Regions from separate parts of the Homo sapiens genome. Here region 2 is linked to region 1. A link is a loop called in an ENCODE intact Hi-C map of the cell type or tissue named here. Cell type or tissue: IMR-90. All regions are shown on one strand.

Evidence for each region. A loop is a pair of places that touch in the nucleus more often than their neighbours do. Peaks named below come from ENCODE experiments on the same cell type or tissue, not always from the same donor. Only the 100,000 strongest peaks of a DNase experiment are listed, where the experiment ranks them.
Region 2: it touches region 1 in a loop (3-fold over the local background); 3 of 110 quality-filtered maps call a loop at or near these places.

The regions. Positions count from the first base shown.
Region 1 is chr2:23,403,103-23,405,602 of GRCh38, forward strand. The region is part of intron 1 of KLHL29 (kelch like family member 29); the gene reads left to right. Among named protein-coding and RNA genes, the nearest start is that of LINC02923, 17 kb to the left of the region's middle. RefSeq lists an enhancer at 1,251-1,832. In IMR-90, a CTCF peak has its summit at 1,455 (motif pointing right); a DNase peak (open chromatin) is centred at 1,579; H3K27ac peaks cover 404 bases.
Region 2 is chr2:23,616,540-23,619,039 of GRCh38, forward strand. The region is part of intron 3 of KLHL29 (kelch like family member 29); the gene reads left to right. LOC102723401 (a long non-coding RNA gene) reads right to left here and starts at 1,460. Exons shown (of 2, transcript XR_427010.4): 1 at 617-1,460; 2 at 1-468. In IMR-90, a CTCF peak has its summit at 1,125; a DNase peak (open chromatin) is centred at 1,132.

The sequences.
Region 1 (2,500 bases):
ATCTTTCTACCATAACATTTTCTGGTTTTTAAAATAATAAGCGTATTTTTCATATTGGGAAAGATAAAAATTTACCTAACAAGGCAAAAGAATTAACTATCATAGGAAAGTTAATTTTGCCATGCCCGTCCCCATCCCATAGTGAGCAGTATGTGTTTACGTCCATGCTGACATTAAGACTGATGAAAACAGAAAAAGGACAGGCCGCCATGTAGAAGAAATTTTTAAACTACCAGTTTTTAAAATGGGAAAGGAACCAAATGGTTTTGTATAATCCCATATAAAAATGTCCCTCATAATGAATCTCAGACTCACCTTAAAGGAATAATTCTCAGGATTCTCTTCCATGCTGGGGCTCCAGTAAGAGTCAAGATTTGGGGCTTTCTTAAAGCAGGCTTCAAACCTTAAAAGCATACCTTATTGAATGCCAGTGCCAGCATTCTCAAATAACTGTGCCCCCAAGTGGTCACATGTACCTGTAAATTACATGCAGCAAAAAGGTGCAATTAACCAGGTCCTGGACTGCAGAGTTTGCAATTTATTAATAATAATGATGATGAAAACAATAATACATCCAAAAGAGAAAAGAAAGGGGAAGATGAAACCCAAAGAGAGAGAGAGAGAGTGTGTGTGTGTGTGTGTGTGTGTGTGTGTGTGTGTGTGCAGGCGCAAAAGACAGGGAAGAATTTTCTCAGTGTTTATTTTTGCCATGCCTCTCCCAGAAAAAGAGCGTGTGTGCGTGTGTGTGCATATGTGTTTGCATTTGAGGAGGGAGGCCTGGCCAGAAGAGGTGGGGGGTAGCTGTGGGCAGAGCCCTCCCAAGAATTCTGGAGACTTTGCATCCTTTCTCAGGAGCAATCCTCGATGCCTTTGACTGCCTACTTCTCTGCAGCGGTGGTTCCATGATAGTCTCCTTGGCAGCCTGCCAGAGGCTGTAAGTGTACAGAGAATTGTGTTTTAATAGAAGGCTTTACCTCTGATACAGATTTAAAATGAGGAAGAAACTTTCTGTTCCTCAGCCAGAACGAAATGCGTTTTGCTTCCTGTGAAATGCTGGTGATTACAAGCTCATCTTACATAATTTTATTATTTTCAATTGCTGCCCGTCAATCTCAGGTGATGGTTCCCTGGGAGCAGAAAAAGAGGCAGATTCTGGGCGATGACTATTAAAAAAAAAATCACTCAGTCATTAGCAAATCGTACAAAAATTTAGAAAGGAGAATAATTATCTTTGTGATGATGCTGTTTAAGATAATCAGAACTTGCATTGCTAAGTTAGACACGCCGAAGTGAATTGAGGACTGTTTAATGGCCTCTTAGAAAATGTATTTTTGCTTTAACAAAGCATTGATGTTTGAGATTTAAAAAAAAGAAATCCTTTAAATCTCGTGAAGGAATTCTCTGGAATAACCACATTTTCAGAAATCCGTGACATGATCGAGGTGGTCCACTGTCACGCCCACAAGAGGGCATTTTCTCATCAACTACTGTAAAAACGATTTGTTTTCTAAAGGGAAGCTGAGAGGCCTGGGGGAAGGAGAGTGTTCTGCAGAGCAGGAAGTGGAGAGCTGCTTGCAATTGAGTTGTATGTATGCTTCCACTTAATACGTCCTGCCGAGCCTGTAAGCCAACACTTCCGGCCAGGAATCTGCCCTCTGTGTTTACCTACTCTCTTTTTATGTCTTATTCCCAGAATGACTGGGGACCAAAGGAATCCTTTGCAGGAGTTTTCTCCAGACAGACAGTTCCACATGCTAGTATATTGTCGACCCCATCCATAACTTCCATGAAACTTGAATCTCATATTTTAAGACACCTTCTCTAGGTCCAAGTTCTTTCCTTTATGTATGTTACACATATTTGTTGAGTACCTACTGTGTGTCAGCTTGAGCCAGACTCAGATCCTGTCCTCGTGGAACACACATCCTCCACAGGAAGACTTGGCATAAAAAAGGAGAACAAATACTGGAGTATGATTTAGATAATTATAAATGTTATAAGGAAAAATAACTGGGATAAGGAAAGGTAGCTATTTTAATTGGATAATTAGGCATACTTCTCTCATGCATAACAAATATTCTAATTTTGTTCAATCCATACCAATATTGTTTGGATTATAAAGGTAATACCTTTTTTTCAACTCCATTTTTTCTAAAAAAGTTAGTTATATTGTTTATTATTTTACGGACCATGAAACATGATGGAAACCGGGGAATTGAGATGTGGCCAGTTGTTAGTTTGTAAAATGACATTTAAAAATTACCATCTACTCATCACCTCATCATTTGACAAAACAATGCATGTTTTAACACCAAAAAGTAGGAAAGATGTAATCCCTGAATAGAGGGCAGTTGAATACGTTTAGTGTTTTGGAAAATTTGCTGCATTATCTGAGGTTTTCTCCTTTTCCATGGCCTATGAGAACTTCATCAGGGACTGGTTCTGGTCAGGGGCTGGCATCCAGTTCCACAGATCCTGCTGATGACATTGTCCATGCCTT
Region 2 (2,500 bases), 210 kb after region 1:
TTTCAATCAAGCAAACAATTCACAAAGACATTTTCTAGAATAGTGAGAATAATAAAAACCATCATTTTTGGAGAGGCCGATTCCTTGCCAGAACCTGGGGTCATGGGCTTGGCACCCATCATTCTTGCGCACCCCATGAACTGTAAGAGAGATCTTATCCCTTTCTGGAAATGAGCGAACGGGTTCAGAGAAGTCTAGTGACCTGTCCAAGGACACAGAGCCCCTGAAAGGTAGCTCTGTTGTCTGCACCAAGTCTGTGTGACTCTGGCACCGTTCCCGGGGTCATTCACAGCAGGGCCCCGCTCAGACCTCGGCGGGCAGCGAGAAGAACACATGGAGATTCTGACTTCCAGCACAAAGGGGCATCCTGCCTTGTGTTTTTGTTTCCCATTTCTGAGCATTCTCTCTGAATTACAGCCGTGACCGCCGTATCGCAGCGTGTTTGCCCAGCCCGGTTTGAGTTGTAAGCTGGTGAAATAGAAGAATCCTTGTGAAAATATGAACACACTTTTATTTACCAAAGGTAAATGAAACCTTTCACTGTTCTGAAGGGTTTCCATTTTTCTGTCTTTTGTCTCCTCCCTTTGATTACCCATAACATTAACCTTCAAACAACCTGGCAAATCCGAGTCTGATTTCCCGGCAGCCTCCTCCTTCAGCCAGGCAGGGCACCTGTTGCAGGCCCTCTTGGGATCACCAGGCAGAGAAGCTTCCCTGTGCTTCACACCCACTCACGCCTGTCCCCCCGTCCTGGGGGAAGGCAGTTCCAGGCTGGCCCATGGTCACTGTGAAGCGCTCCTACTTAACAATGCAAGTAGCCATCCCTCTGTCCAGCTGGCTTTGACGAGGCTCTGCCGCCGCAGCTTCTTGCCCGTGGCTCTGTGATGGGGAAAAAAGGAAGGAAAAATGCGTTCCATGCAGGGCCTGTCACTGCCGTAGAAACAGCAGTATTATTTTCAGGGATGTTGCGTTAATAGGGGAAGGCTGTTTCTTGGAAAATACTGCCTTCAAGTACTGTGACTCTTTTCAGGTTATATAAAAGGGCATTAGGCAAACACTCAGAAATTCAGCAGCTTCCTTGGTTGGGAGTGTGGAGGGTGGGTGGACCAGCTCCTGTGCACCTCCAGCGGCAGCCACGCAGAATACGAATTGGCTGCAGTTACCGTCCTCATCAGCCCGCAGTCTGGATAGTATCAGCAACAGGAAAGGTTACAGCTTTTCCTGTGATGTATTGCTTCTTCAGAGAGTATTAAAGATGTTTTGAATCTATTTTTTTAGGAATCTTGAAACCACCAGTGGAACATTTTTGCTGTTGTGGGTAATGCACAACGTAGCAGCGTAGGAAGGCCGGGCCGCGAGAGGGAACCGAGGGTGTTGGAAGCACCGAAGACGGCGTCCGTTGTCATTTTAACAGTGAGGAAGCAAGTGAGGCAGAGCATATGCTGAGGTGTGGAGCAGCTGCGACTGGGAAGCGTGTTATTTCTTTTATTTGCTGGGGGGCGGAGAAGAGGCAGACACCGCATCTCCTGGGAGTGGGCAGGATTTATTTATTGGGAAGGGAGTGCCAGAGGAAAAGTTCCGTCATCATGGAAGGAATTCTCCAGCCCTGCTTAGTATTATTGTTTGGGCCTTTATTTATTTTTTTTTTCCTGCCTTGACACTCCCTGCCCAAAGCACAGATTCAAATAAAAATTGTAGCCAGAGCCAATGTCTTTGTAGTAGATGGTGGGACAGTGAATTTTACATGTCAACTTGACCAGGCCACAAGGTGCCCAGGTATTTGGGCCAAAGATGATCCTGGGTGTGTCCGTGAGGGTGTTTCTGGATGAGATTAAGATTCAAATCAGTAGACTGAGTAAAGCAGCTCGCCCTCCCCAATGTGGGAAGGCCTCATCCGATCAGTCAGTCGGCCTGAACAGAACAAAAGCTGACCCTGCTGTAAGTAAGAGGGGTTTCTCCTGACCGCCTTTGAGTTGGGACATTGGTCTTTTGCTGCCTTTGGACTGGAACTGAAACATCCGCTCTTCTTGGGTCTCAAGCCTGCAGGCTTTTGGACTGGAACTATACCAGTTCCCGCTCCTGGGTCTCCAGCTTGCTAACTGCAGATCGCGGGACTTCTCGGCCTCCATGGTTACAGGAGCTGATTCCTTATAATAAATCGTATATTATATATATAATTTCTATGCTATTAGTTCCGTTTCTCTGGAGAACCCTGGCTGATATAGAAGGCATCCATTAAGGCAGGGGTTGAAATCTTAACATCTTTCCTGAACCCATAGCTTGATCAAGCTACCTGTGTCCTCTAGGAGAAGAAAGGGTGACTGAATCCCAAAGTATTTGGAAGGAAGCCAGAGAAAAGCTCTGCAGCCACCACTCCTCTCTGCTGAGAACATCAGAGGCCGTGAACTGTGTGAATAGAAATGAGGATGCCTTGCCAGACAGCCCCCTTTACAGGCAGATGCTGGTCCTTCCCCTCCAGGGGAACAGGGCTTGGAGCACA